4 separate regions of the Homo sapiens genome follow, and all the other regions are linked to region 3. The links are chromatin contacts, found by Hi-C or POLR2A ChIA-PET in ENCODE. All regions are on one chromosome and are shown on one strand. Each heading gives the region's core, a stretch centred on a gene start or an enhancer-like site at or near the end of the contact. The rest is flanking DNA. Distances are from core to core; before and after follow the strand shown.

What was found. Hi-C counts contacts between places; a loop is a spot of excess contacts on that map. ChIA-PET counts read pairs that join two places held with the same protein, here RNA polymerase II (POLR2A). Pooled maps may share reads with other maps.
Region 1: a map of B cell shows a loop between it and region 3 (3-fold over the local background). The contact joins two enhancer-like sites. A Hi-C loop is called at or near these places in 1 of 168 maps with a recorded cell type or tissue (B cell) and 7 of 50 pooled maps. POLR2A ChIA-PET finds 5 or more read pairs at or near these places in 12 of 52 experiments (A549, B cell, CD4-positive, alpha-beta memory T cell and 9 more).
Region 2: a loop to region 3 is called in a pooled map, with 12 times the contacts of the local background. The contact joins two enhancer-like sites. A Hi-C loop is called at or near these places in 7 of 50 pooled maps. POLR2A ChIA-PET finds 5 or more read pairs at or near these places in 2 of 52 experiments (K562 and activated CD8-positive, alpha-beta memory T cell).
Region 4: a map of B cell shows a loop between it and region 3 (7-fold over the local background). The contact joins the promoter of SNX8 here to the enhancer-like site in region 3. A Hi-C loop is called at or near these places in 3 of 168 maps with a recorded cell type or tissue (B cell, CD4-positive, alpha-beta T cell and PC-9) and 5 of 50 pooled maps. POLR2A ChIA-PET finds 5 or more read pairs at or near these places in 5 of 52 experiments (B cell, H1, WTC11 and 2 more).

The regions. Positions count from the first base shown.
Region 1 is chr7:2,708,094-2,711,234 of GRCh38, reverse strand. It overlaps AMZ1 (archaelysin family metallopeptidase 1), which reads right to left. Exons shown (of 7, transcript NM_001384743.1): 4 at 2,519-2,647; 5 at 1,991-2,160; 6 at 1,419-1,595. Among named protein-coding and RNA genes, the nearest start is that of AMZ1, 21 kb to the right of the region's middle. RefSeq lists enhancers at 552-601, 612-831, 977-1,672, 1,592-1,691 and a silencer at 1,272-1,431. Within about 2 kb of position 1,579, at least 4 of the 41 ENCODE cell types and tissues checked have a DNase peak (open chromatin) inside an H3K27ac peak, as active enhancers do; they include B cell and GM12878, where a contact is called at or near this core.
Region 2 is chr7:2,756,441-2,759,990 of GRCh38, reverse strand. All of the region lies in intron 2 of GNA12 (G protein subunit alpha 12), which reads left to right. It also overlaps a transcript of AMZ1 not described here. Among named protein-coding and RNA genes, the nearest start is that of AMZ1, 70 kb to the right of the region's middle. RefSeq lists an enhancer at 1,714-2,003. Within about 2 kb of position 1,635, at least 37 of the 41 ENCODE cell types and tissues checked have a DNase peak (open chromatin) inside an H3K27ac peak, as active enhancers do.
Region 3 is chr7:2,528,665-2,531,971 of GRCh38, reverse strand. It overlaps a transcript of LFNG not described here. Among named protein-coding and RNA genes, the nearest start is that of MIR4648, 3.2 kb to the right of the region's middle. RefSeq lists enhancers at 1-679, 1,074-1,223, 1,655-2,628, 2,629-3,307 and silencers at 1,944-2,043, 2,564-2,623. Within about 2 kb of position 1,596, at least 23 of the 41 ENCODE cell types and tissues checked have a DNase peak (open chromatin) inside an H3K27ac peak, as active enhancers do; they include B cell, CD4-positive, alpha-beta T cell, GM12878 and 1 more, where a contact is called at or near this core.
Region 4 is chr7:2,312,899-2,316,103 of GRCh38, reverse strand. It overlaps SNX8 (sorting nexin 8), which reads left to right and starts at 1,663. Exons shown (of 11, transcript NM_013321.4): 1 at 1,663-1,776. The coding sequence starts at 1,683. RefSeq lists enhancers at 558-1,058, 1,059-1,559 and silencers at 1,378-1,647, 1,748-1,987.

The DNA.
Region 1 (3,141 bases), core at 330-2,829, 180 kb before region 3:
ACACCACTGCCCTCCCTACAACAGCCAGGAGGGCCAGGCCACCCTGGAGTGCCTTTGCCCTGGCCCTCTTCCCTCCACAGCCTCAGGAGATGGTGCTCACGGAACGGAGAGAGCTCTGGGCAGGAGGAGGAGCTACACCCTCCAGCTCAGATCCAGGTGGATCCAGGCTATGCCAGGTCAGCACGTGTAGGGAGGGGCATACACTTTCTAAAAGTTCATGTCAGATGGTTGCACAAGACCCCAGGTGAAGGCATCAAATGAGAGCTCTCAACCCTTTCTGCAGACCAAGCTGCCCCTGTGCCTGTTACACAGCCTCAGGAAGGTACTAAGAGCTGCCCCTTGACGGGGCACAGCTGGCAGCAGCAACCTTTACAAGGCATCACCAGGTGCTGACCAGCCATCACGCCACCTGTACCCTCGGGAGATGCTCCTACCCTCAGCCATGGCTGCGCCTGGGTTCCCCCCAAGTCACAGGCTCTTCTCCTTACACTTGGAAAAGCTGTTTCCTCTGTGCCCCCTTCACCTTCCCTTGACTGCCAGAGTCTTCAGAGAGGATCCCTGCAGAGAGATTCCAGCACTGTGAGCTAGAAATGCCACGGCCTCTAGTTCAGTGTCACCCAGGACCCTGCAAGATACAGCTCCTCACTCTACCCCAGAAGGAAGGAGGGCCCAGCTAGGCCCTGCAGGGGATTCTGACAGGCTCGGTCCGGGAACCACACCCCCACTTGCCTCAACGGGCGGGAGGAGGATGCAGGGGCTTTCCAGCGCGGTTTCATTGACTGCTCTGGTGCCTGTACGCAGTGAGCACCTTATAACTGGTTGTAGTCCAAAGCTGGGTTTGAAGAAAAATTACCACCACCTGCCTTTGCACTCAGAACTCAGAGTAAAGCTTTTGAGCTTGCAAACAAATGTCCATGAATACGGACGAGCCCTTTGCTCGGCAACCCCACCCAGGCGACAGAGGGAGTTAGGAATGGAGGCCACCTCCAACAAGCCTTGTTGTGTCAGCTCCCACCTCCTCGCAAGGGGCCTGTGCCTCCTCTGAGCAGCAGTGACCCAAGTGTGGGTGACGGGAAAGCAAAGAGAAAGTTACCCTGGGAAGACCGTGCCACCCGCCGGCTGGGCTCCAATGCCAGCTCTTCCTGACAGAGGGAGAAAAGCCCTCGTCCCCACTCGACCCCGCTGCAACCTCCCAGTCACAGCCACCACACGCGGGCCCTGGCAGGACTCGATCTACTGCCAGTGAGATCCGGATGGAGCTCAACCCCAGCGCAGGTCCCAGGGCTCTGCACTGCCTGGAACCCGGCAGTTGACAAAGCCTGTGTGCGGTCCCCATGCCCTGCGTAGCCTCCAGGCGGCGCTCGCGGGCCTCCGGAGCGCAGGTCCCAGCAGCCGGGCAGCGCAACTCAGCCACTCACCTGGTACCTCTCGATGAGCCTGAAACCCAGGACATGCTGCAGCTTCCTCAGGCAGATGGGACAGAGGTCCAGGGGCCGCCGCAGGGCCTCGTCCAGGCTGAGCGCACCCTGCATGAGGCAGCGGAGCCAGCGGCAGTTCCCCAGGCCCAGAAGGTGGCAGAGCTCGTGGCACGTGACCTGGGGGGAAGGCCACCAAGCACCTTGCCTCACTGCCTTGCCCCTGCATCCGGCAGATCCCCAGGCAGCCCCAGCAGGACCAAAATGAGGACCTGGGTGAGGCCAGATGGCCGGGAGGTGGTCCAGGCGCCCTCCCCCTGCCCCAGGCGGCACAGGCCACTTTCAGGGCCCCAGGGGAAAGGTGAGTCAGGGTGGGAGGCCACACAGGATAGGGGCTTGGGGCTCTAATCCCTCCCCTGCTGCTTCATAGCTGTGTAGCCTTGCTTTCCTCATTCCATAGAGTTAGGGGTCCATCCACTTCACTGTGAGGATGGGGCAGTGTAACAGACCGAGGCACCAAGGGCTCAGACAGCACCCTCCTGTCCCCTCTTACCAGCCCCAGAGCCCCCACCCACCTTGCAGCACTGAACCATCCCCAGGGCACTGAAGCACAGGGCCCAGCCCCTGTCCTGCAGGGGGGCCTCGGGGCCGTCTGCTGCTGCCTCTACCAGGGCCAGATCAGGGGCGCTGGGCCCCGACTTCGGGAATTCCCCTGAGAACCGGGCGAAGCTGCAGACGCCCACTTCTGGAGAGAGATGGAGAGAAGGGCACTCTCAGGGGTCAGCCTTGGCTCTGGGGGGCCCACCGTCAAACCCACCTCATGCTCTCATGCAAGCTGGCCATGGCCCAAAGACATACCAGTCCTGGGAGGCCCTGTCCTGCCCACATGAAGTTGGGCCCTGGGGCAGACGCCACAGCTGAGGAACAGCCCCTATGCCATTCCTCAGGAGGAGCTGGAAGGGGCCATCTATTCCCATGCACAGGTGTTGACTTCCACCAGGAGGGTGCTTGAAGCAAAAGCAAAGAGGGTGCCCTGCAGCCACGGAGGCCACAGCCCCATGCCAGGCTACCCCCCACGCACAGCTGCTGGGGCCCCGGCTCACCGTGCCCTGGAAGGAACTTGCTGAAGGTGAAGCTCCAGGCCTCATGGGGGTACAGGTCAGACAGTGTGAGGCCCAGCACACACAGCGCGTCCCCTGGCTTGTTGTTCTTCAAGAAGGACAGGATGCCGTCTGCGGGGAGAGGGCCAGAGGATGGGGTCAGGAGGCAGCCGGGGACCCCCATCTTCCAGGCTCAGGCTGGCACCCCGTCATCCTCTTCCTCTGCCTGGGCCCTGCCCCTTCCCAAGTCAGGTGTGGGCCACCAGCGTTTGGTGTGACCTGAGGGCACACAGTACTGCATGATGTGGAGTGACAGCCAGGGCCATTTGGAGATCAGGACATGGTAAGTCAAAGGCCATGGACAGCCCAGTGGGGACGCTGGAGAGGCAGCCGGGCCAACAAGACTGGCGCTTGCAGCCCCAGGAAGGAGAAGCCACCTCAGCAGCTGAGCGACAGCCCCAGAGAGTCCACGTCTCAGCCCTGGGACCTGTGAGTCCCCACAGCCAAAGGGGCTGCAGATGATTAAAGATCTTGGGATGGAGGCGTTTTTCTGCAGCAGCCAGCTGAGCCTGATGCCATCACAAGAACCCTCGGTAAGGCCGGGCACAGTGGCTCACACCTGTGAT
Region 2 (3,550 bases), core at 386-2,885, 230 kb before region 3:
TTTGTGGTCATGTGACAAAGCCACTGGTGGCTTCCAGCCTACACAGCCTGCTTGGCAGGAGCAGGTGGCAGAAAGCAGGGAGCGGAGCTTTTCAAAGGACCTCAGCTGGCCGTGGGGCTCTGAGACGGGGGCGGACAATCGCATTGGACGGCATCTGCACCCGTTGCAGAAACTGCCTGGAGGGAGCGGCCCAGCCCTAAGGACAGTTTTTTTCATGGCCTTCAGTCTGTGTTTTTTCTCTTTTGCTCTTTTTAAAATTCTGAAGTGTATACATCTCTCTCCTATCCTGTATGACTACAGAAGAGGGTCTGAAAAAATAGGCACAGCGTGAAACAGCATGAACAAACACCTCTGAACCTGCCACTCAGATGAAAAACATCAACAGTAATTCATAAACCCCATGTGAGCCACTACCGCCACCCCAGCGTCACCACTATTCTAGTATTTGGCTAATTATTCCTTTCCTTTTACTTGTCTTTTTACCACCTATTCCTAAACAGTAGTAACTTACCACTTGGGCATGTTATTTAACCACTTTGTCTCAGTCTTCCCATCTGTCACATGGACAGAACAGTAATAACACACCGTGAGTATTGTGAGAATGAAGGTGATATGGGGGAGGCCCTTAGAACAGTGCAGGCACATAGGAAGTGCAAGGTAGGTGTGAGTTCTTACAGCTAGCGCTTTGTTTCCTTTTGCCTGTGTTTTAACTTCATGTAAATAAGGACAGTATAACCATTTTATGACTTATTTCTTCAGCGTTATATTTTGAGATCCATCATGGGGTTTTTATTTTTATTTTATTTATTTATTTATTTATTTATTTATTTATTTATTTATTTATTTATTTTGAGACAGTGTTTTGCTCTGTGGCCCAGGGCTGAGTGCAATGGTGTAATCTCGGCTCATTGCAACCTCCGCCCCCTGGGTTCAAGTGATTCTCCTGCCTCAGCCTCCCCAGTAGCTGGGATTACAGGCGCCCACCACCACGCCCCGCTAGTTTTTGTATTTTTAGTAGAGACGGTGTTTCACCATATCAGGAGGCTGGTCTCGAACTCCTGACCTCAGGTGATCCACCTCGGCCTCCCAGAGCGCTGGGATTATAGGCATGAGCCACCGCGCCCAGCAGAGACCCATCATGTTGATACATGCGGTGATAACCCTCTCATATCCATTCTTCTGTGGTGTTCTATTAGATGAGTAAACTGCACTTGATTATCCACTGAACCAGAGGTGGGCACTGGTGGCTTCCAGCCTAGGGCTGTGACTCTGCTGTTAGGGGCACGCTGCTACACAGGCACCAACCTCTCTAGCACAGGGGTTCCTCCAAGTGTGCTGTGGGGGCCCCCGAGACCCTTTCAGGGGTTCCCCCAGGTTCCTTGAAAGGCTCCCCTGATTAGATCAGGCCCACCAAGATCACCTCCCTTTGGCTTAGCTGAAAGTCGCCCAATCACAGGAGATACGTTCCATCACACTCCAGCTTCCTCCCACGCTGCAGGGGAAGAAATTGCACAGGGCGTGTGTCATTGAGGCTCGTCTTAGAACCCTGACAGCACAGAACACATGAAACTGCTGAGACACTGTCTGCCCTTTACACCCTCTTTCATGTGCAAGCCTGCATTGGAGCTTTTCAGAGGCCACACGACGTATGAGGATGTCATCACTTGGATGGCGAATGAGATAAGTGTTTGCAGAGCCTTGTTTTCTTAAAGTGCTAGGATTACAGTGTGAGCCACTGCACCCGGCCCTAAAGCCTTGTTTTCTTAAAAGCTCTGAGTTTTCATTTCTAATACTGTAAGCATCGATAGTTGGGGAGATGTTGAGTTTTTGGGTTTTTGTCTTTGTTTAAGAATAGGATAGTAAAAATAGAGGGGCTTTCCATAAAGAGCCTGAAGCAACAGCTGCTGACTCATCCTGTTGGTTTTGAGTTAGGGAGTGACTCATCCCCAAGCAAGAGGTTTTCCAGACATTTATTAGGTCTGTAGAGCTTGTGTTCTGTGTTAACCAGGCAGCTACATTTGCAGGGGGAGGGAAGAATCATTCCTTATTATTGCTATTCTGATGTGGGGACAGCGAACAGGAGTCAGAGAACCACTAAGCTATTAAAGGAAAAAATATTTAAGCTGCCATTTAAAAAGTCAGGTTTGAAAAAACACATGTCTTCATTGACTCAGCAAGCGTTCAGTACGTACTAAGTGCAAGAGGTCCCTGGGGCTGAGAATGTGCAGGGAAGATGACATTTTCCTTTATGCTTCATGGTTATTTTGCCCTAAGAAGTACTAAAGGTTTTTTGTTGCTGGATGAAAAGATTACCACCAATTAGCAACTTAAAACGGCACAGATGTAATGATCTCCCAATGTGCTTGGGTCAGCAGCCTGGGCATCCAGAGTTCGCCACGTGCTCTGCTCGGAACCTCGCAGGCTGGTGCACCTGGCCGCGTTCCCATCTAAGGCTTGTCATCCTTTTTCAAGCTCACTGGTACTGGCAGAGTTCATTTCCTTGCAGTCCTCTGACTGATGTCCCATTTTCTTACTAGCTGGCAGCTCCTAGGGGTGCCCTCACTTCCTTGCCACGTGGCTCCTCCTCATAACACGGCTGTGTGCTTTCTTCTAGGTCAGCAGGAGAGCACCTCTTTTAAAAGGCCCACCTGACATGGCGAAACCCTGTCTCTACTAAAACTACAAAAAATTAGCCGGGCATGGTGGCGGGCGCTGCGGTCCCAGCTACTTGGGAGGCTGAGGCAGGAGAATGGCGTGAACCCGGGAGGCAGAGCTTGCAGTGAGCCAAGATCGTGCCACTACACTCCAGCCTGGGTGACAGAGCAAGACTCCGTCTCAAAAAAAAAAAAAAAAAAAAAAAAGGCCCACCTGATTAGATCGGGCCTGCCAAGGTCACCTCCTTTTTTCCCCCGCCTTGGGACAGAGTATCGCTCTGTTGCCCAGACTGGAGTGCCACTGGCACAATCACGGTTCACTGCAGCCTCGAACTCCCCAGCTCAAGAGAACCTTCCACTTCAGCCTCCTGAGTAGCTGGAACTACAGGCATGTGCCACCACACCCGGCTACTTTTTAAATTTTTAATAGAGATGAGGTCTCACTGTGTTACCCAGACCAACCTCAAATGGCCTGGGCTCAAGGGATCCTCCCACCTTGGCATGAGCCACCATACCTGGCCCAAGAGCACCTCCTCTTTGACTAACTTAAAGTAACCAAATCACAAAAGTGATGTTCCATCATATTCTCAGGTCCCTTCCACACTCCAGGGAAAGACAGGGGCGTCTGTCATCGAGGCTCATCTTAGAATTCTGACAGCACAGAAATCTTTTCCTAACCCAAGATCACACAGATCCTCTCCTATGTTTTTGTTTGTTTGTTTGTTTGTTTGAGACAGGGTCTCACTCAGGCTGTAGTGCAGTGGCACGATTGTGGCTCACTGCAGCCTCGACCTCCCGGGCTCAAGAGATCTTCCTGCCTCAGCCTCCTGAGTAGCTGGGACTATAGGCGTGTGCCACCACACCTGACTAATTTTTAAAAATTTTTTGCAGAGATG
Region 3 (3,307 bases), core at 347-2,846:
AGAGACCTCCTGCCTCGCCTCGCCCCCTCCGTGGGGACCCTCTTCCCCACACTCCTTGGTTCCTGTCGGAGCCAAGATGTGTCACCATGGAAACCGCTTGGCAAACGCTGGCAGGCAGAGGCGGCCAACAGCAGCTCTCCCGATCGAGCTCCGGGCACCGGCTGGAGCAACGTCGCGGGACGGCGTGAGCGAGCACACCCAGCCGTGTGTGACACGCGTGGGGACAGAGGCCGGGGCGGCTGCGGGAGGGCGTGCGGGGAGGTCAGGGCGCCCCGGCGTGTATGCGCCCACGTGCGCGCCTGTGCGTGTGCCAACAGTGCAGCCACATCGGAGCGCGTGTGCTCCGAGTGTGATGGCCGCGTGGGCCGGTGCAGGGTGTGTGTGGGGATGGGGGTGTCTGATTGGTGCTGTGACCTGCGGCAGCACAGCCGCCTGCGTTGAGTGCCCACGGTGGGCTGGACATTGCACTAGGTGCTGACAGGACCGGCAGAGGTGGCCACTGCCCTCGTCCCCAGCCTGCACTCCTGGGCGAAGGCTGACGCTGAACAGGTACTTGTAAGAGTCGCCGAAGTGCGTGCCGGGAGGGTTCTGGGAAGAGGCAGCTGTGGGGCCTGAAGCCTAAATGTGGGGTGGGAGGCATCCAGGCTGCGGCTCCAGGCAGAGGGCACAGCCCGGCTGTGAGCCACCACGCCTGGCCCCAAGGGCCTTCCTGTGTGTCCAATTCTGGGCTCAGAAGCAGGGGGTCACCCTGCAGAATATCTAAGAAGGCTGAGGCTGTGTGGGCACATGGACCCAGCAGGGAACAAGACTTGCCCATTGTTCTGACAGACTCGAAGATGGATCTGGCCCTGGTCCCTGCTTTCCCTCTGACCCCAGGCCCACCCGGCAAGAATGGCTGAAGTCACATAGCAGCCTGGCCCTGGCCCCTCTGAGCCTGTGGAGAGCCCTAGTTGTCTGTGATTGGGGAGGGGGGATCAAGAGACCCAACTGCATTGCCTGCCCTCCTTCCCAGGCTTCCAGTCCTCCCAGTGGATCCCACCTCTGCACCTTTGCCCAGGCTGTGCTGAGACCTGGAAGGCCCCTTCTCTCCCTACTCCATCTTGACAAAGCCTTCCTGCTTCAGCTCAGAGGCACCTCTTCCAGGAAGTTGGCCCTGATGGCCCCAGTGGAAGGGAAGTTCCTTTCAACTGAGTGGGGAGGCGCCCCACCCTAGCAGCCCCTCCCAGACCCCAAGCAGCCTTGGGGCTCCCCAGGCACTCGCCTGGCAGAACGGAAGCAGGGGTGGCGGCTGAGGTCTGCCACCCTCGCTGAGCGCCCTGCAGCCCCTGTGGTTGCAGTTTTACTTGTTTTGAAAGCCCCATTAATGATCAGAAGTTTGGGAAAGGGGGCCTGGCTGGGCTAGACTGGGGGGACATGGAGCCCCAGGGACCAGCCAGGCCCCTTTCTGACCAGACCTCTAATCTGATGTGATGGCACCACTGGTGGGTGGGACACAGCTGTCCCCAGAATGTACCTGGGGGAGGAATGACTTCACCTCCCCTGCCGGGTGAGTCACCTTCTGGGGGGTGGGGGGGCGGTGGATGGAAGAGGTCAGGCTGCCTCATTCCCCTAAGACACTGCTGGGCCTGCTTCCCCTTTTGAGGGCAGAGAAACGTCCCTCCCTCAGCTTGGAAGAGGAAGGGGCCAGATGCGCTGTCCTGTGCACCTTCCAAAACACCCCCTGACCTCCAGCACCCGGGGACTGCATTTACCTTTGTTCCCATTTGTCAGATGGAGAGGTCGAGGCCTCGGGAGGAGCCGGGCTTCCTCCCCACCCCACTTCTTGCTCCTCTGCTCTCCCCGATGCCCACTTAGCCCCCACTCCCACCCCGCTCCACACACAGGGACATATGAACATTAATGGGGACTCCCCAAGCCCTGGCAGGGCCCCCACAGCTGTATCCATGGGTCTGTCCGACCCCTGGGTCCAGCCACACCTCTGCCCCCGGGGCCCCACCAGCTCTGTGGGGAGGCGATGCCAGCTGCAGGCGGGGACAGCGTCGGGGCCAGGGCAGAAGGCCCCAAGCCTCTGAGTCAGCCGGGCAGGAAGGAGGCCAGCAGCCTCTGCCCGCAGCCTGTTCCGTCACGACCCCCCCGCCCCACCCCAGAGTCTCAGCTTCCTCGTTCAGAAGAGGGGCCTATGCCGTCCTATGAGAAGTGGGTGGGCACATGGTGGGTGCTCAGGGAGGACCACAGCCACCCAGACGGGGGTCAGGCCACGTGACGGTGAGGGCCCTCCATCCTCCCGCCATCCCCATCACTGTCCACACCCCCCAGGCAGCTGCTCTGCTGACTCAGGACCGTCCAAGGCCAAGGTGGGGTCACAGCCCTGCCAGCCGCCCCCAAGGCCAGGGTAGCCCCCAGCCAGGCTTAGAGTAAGGGGGTCTCTGCAGGCCCATTCAGCACGTCAGCACTCTTCTGGAGGGGGCAGCGACGGGGGAGGGCAAGGCACCCCCCCATAGAGAGGCACTTTTCACAGTGTGTCGTCTCCTTGGAGCAGAGTGGGGGGTGCAGAGGCACCAGGAGGGGGACCTGGAGCCCTGGGGTCGGGGGAAGCAGGGTCAGGCCAGAGCAGGAACTTGCAAGGGGCGCGGCCAGGGCAGTGCCAGGCCAAGGGTGTAAGCCCCAGGGAAGGGGTGGGGGCTCATGGTGAAGAGGAAGTGAGCCGCCCCGGGGCTGCCAGGAGGGTGAGGGGAGGGAATCCCCGCAGAGGCTGCAGCACCCGTCCCCTACTCAGTCACCCTCAAAGGCTGGATTTGAGGAAGGAAAAGCACCGCAGAGCTGCTGTATTTAAAAAACAAGCGTCTGGATCTCTGCAGGGGCTGGGACCAGCTGCAGTGGGGGCTCCGGCACTGCTCCTGCTCTCCAGGACTCTTCCCACCACCCCTGAGCGGGGTCGGGGCCTGGGGCCACATCACAGGAGAGGGAGGTGCAGCATTACCAGCTGTGGGGCGGCCGGACCCACGGCCTGCCTGGCTTGGAGTCTGAGCGCCTCCCCAGCCCACCAGCATGGCTGCTGGACCTTGGGCATCAGCTGCTCCGTGCCTCAGTTTCCCCACCTGCAAAGTGAGGCGATGATGTGGACTCTGTGAGCTCGTGGCAGGAGTGAAGTTGGATAAGGAGGCCCCAGGCCCGGTCACAGGAGTCACTGTCCCTCCTGCAGGGGCTGGGCTCCCCAGTGGCCAGACCAGGCCAGAGCCTTGGGGTTGTGCTTTTGGCTGGGACCTAGAGCCCCCAGCATCCTAGACCTGTTCCTCCTGGAAGCACA
Region 4 (3,205 bases), core at 414-2,913, 220 kb after region 3:
GGTGAATGAATGCAGGATGAAGTGCATGAGTGAGTGGGTGGGTAGATGAATGAATGCAGGATGCAGTGAGTGGGTGAGTGAGTGGGTGAATGAATGCAGGATGCAGTGAGTGTGGGTGAATGAATGTATGAAGAAGCAGTGAGTGAGTGAGTGGATGAATGAATGCAGGATGCAGTGAGTGAGTGAGTGGGTGGATGAATGAATGCAGGATGCAGTTAGTGAGTGAGTGAATGAATGCAGGATGCAGTTAGTGAGTGAGTGAATGAATGCAGGATGCAGTAAGTGAGTGAGTGGGTGAATGAATGAATGCAGGATGCAGTGAGTGAATGAATGAATGTAGGATGCAGTAAGTGAGTGAGTGGGTGAATGAATGAATGCAGGATGCAGTGAGTGAGTGACTGAATGAATGCAGAATGCAGTGAGTGGGTTGGTGAATGAATGAATGCAGGATGCAGTGCGTGAGTGGGTGAATGAATGTACGAAGAAGCAGTAAGTGAGTGAGTGAGTGAATGGATGAATGAATGCAGGATGCAGTGCATGAGTGAGTGGGTGGATGAATGAATGCAGGATGCAGTGAGTGAGTGGGTGAATGAACGTATGAAGAAGCAGTAAGTGAGTGAGTGAGTGAATGGATGAATGAATGCAGGATGCAGTGCATGAGTGAGTGGGTGGATGAATGAATGCAGGATGCAGTGAGTGAGTGGGTGAGTGGGTGAATGAATGCAGGATGCAATAAGTGAGTGAATGAGTGAATGCAGGATGCAGAGAGTGAGTGGGTGAGTGGGTGAATGAATGAATGCAGGATGCAGTGAGTGAGTGGGTGAGTGGGTGAATGAATGCAGGATGCAGTGCGTGAGTGGGTGAATGAATGAATGCAGGATGCAGTGAGTGAGTGGGTGAATGAATGAATGCAGGATGCAGTGAGTGAGTGGCTGGATGAATGAATGCAGGATGCAGTGAGTGAGTGGCTGGATGAATGCAGGATGCGGTGAGTGTGTGAGTGGATGAATGAATGTAGGATGCAGTGAGTGAGTGGGTGAATGAATGAATGCAGGATGCAGTGAGTGAGTGGGTGAATGAATGAATGCAGGATGCAGTGAGTGAGTGGGTGAATGATTGCAGGATGCAGTGAGTGAGTGAGTGGCTGGATGAATGCAGGATGCGGTGAGTGAGTGTGTGAGTGGATGAATGAATGTAGGATGCAGTGAGTGAGTGGGTGAATGAATGAATGCAGGATGCAGTGCGTGGGTGAGCGAATGAGTGGGTGAGTGGATGAATGAGGAAGTGCGAGTCAGAAAACCCCAGTGTAACCGGTGAATGAGCGAACAAGGGCGTGACTGGGCGAGGAGAGATGGGAGTGAATGAGGGTGCGGTGGGTGCAGGCTTGCGCCTGAGGTAGTGCACCTGCGAGTCCGGAGGTCCAACCTGAGGGGAGGTAACCTGCGCCACCAGCAGGCTCCGTGTCCACGTGGACGGGGAGGGGCATGTGGGCGTGGCTAGGCGGGTTGTAGGCGTGGCGAGGCCGGGCGAGGAGCGCGGCGGGCCCGCAGGGGCGGACTGTGGGCGTGGCGCGCGGGGGAGGGGGCGTGACCAGGCGGGGTGTGGGCGGGGCGAGGGCGCGGCGCGGCAGGGCTGCGCGGCCGGGTGGCGCGGGAGGAAGTCACGTGGGAGCGCGGGCTCACATGACTGGCCGCGCGATGGACCCGCTGCCCGCGGCTGCAGTCGGGGCGGCAGCTGAGGCGGAGGCTGACGAGGAGGCGGATCCCCCGGCGTCAGGTAGGGCGTGGGGCGGCGGTAGCCCCCACCTGCCCAGGGCGCGCGGCCCGACCACCCCCGGCGGACGGGGCTCAGCCGCCGCGCTTGGTCCCCGACTCGTTTCCTGCCCCCGCGCCCCGCGTTCGGCCCCACGCCCCAGTCCCTCGGAGGTCCCCCTGCCCTCCTGCGCGCCTGTCCTTTGGGGGTCCCCGTGCTCTCTCGCGCCTCCGTCCCTCGGGGTCCCCTGCCCTCCTGCGCCGGGAGAGCCCTGTCCAGGTTACAGCTGGCCGCGTTCCGAGGCGCTTTCCCGGGGCTCTCAGAGGCGTCCTCGGGGACAGTTTCCTCCTCGCCCCGTTCCTGGTGCCCTGCTCTTCTGCCCTGCCTGGTCACGCTGAGCGATGGCACTGGGGGCCACTTCCCCGGACTTGGGCGCCTTTCCTAGCCACATCCTCTCTCCCAAGCTCCTGTCGGTTGTGTGGTCTTGGGCCAGTAATTTCACCTCTCGGGACCTCTGTTTTCTCATCTGTGAACCGAATCTATAGATGTGTAGCTGCTTTTCTCTCTCTTTCAAGTGATCCTCCGCCTTAGCCTCCCAAAGTGCTGGGACTACGGGCGCGTGCAGTTACGCCCGGTAATTTTTTTTATTTTTGTAGAGATGGGATCTTGCTATGTTGTCCAGGCTGGTCTGGAGCTTCTGGCCTCAAGCGGTCCTCCTGCCTTGGCCTCCCAAAGTGCTGGGAGTACGGGCATGAGCCATCGTGCCTGGCCTGTATTTCTGTCTTTTTCTTTTTTCTTTTTCTTTTCTTTTCTTTTTTTTTTTTTTTTGAGACAGATTCTCACTGTCACTCAGGCTGGAGTGCAATGGTGCGATCTCGGCTCATTGCAACCTCCGCCTCCCGGGTTCAAGCGATTCTCCTGCCTCAGCCTCCTGAGTAGCTGGGATTACAGGCATCCACCATGACACTCGGCTAAATTTTGTATTTTTAGTAGAGACGGAGTTTCACCATGTTGGCCAGGCTGGTCTCGAACTCCTGACCTCAGGTGATCCAACCACCTCAGCTTCCCAGAGTGCTGGGATTACAGGCGTGAGCCACCGCGCCTGGCCTCTTGTATTTCTCTTTAAGGGATTTGGGTTAATGAGGCTAAACATGGCTGGGCACGGTGGCTCACGCTTGTAATCTCAGCACTTTGGGAGGCCGAGGCGGGCGGATCACGAGGTCAGGAGATCAAGACCATCCTGGCTAACACGGTGAAACCCTGTCTCTACTAAAAATACAAAAAAAATTAGCCAGGCGCGGTGGCGGGCGCCTGTAGTCCCAGCTACTCGGGAGGCTGAGGCAGGAGAATGGCGTGAACCCGGGAGGCAGAGCTTGTAGTGAGCCGAGATAGCGCCACTGCACTCCAGCCTGGGCGACAGAGCGAGACTCCGCCTCAAAAAAAACAAAACAAA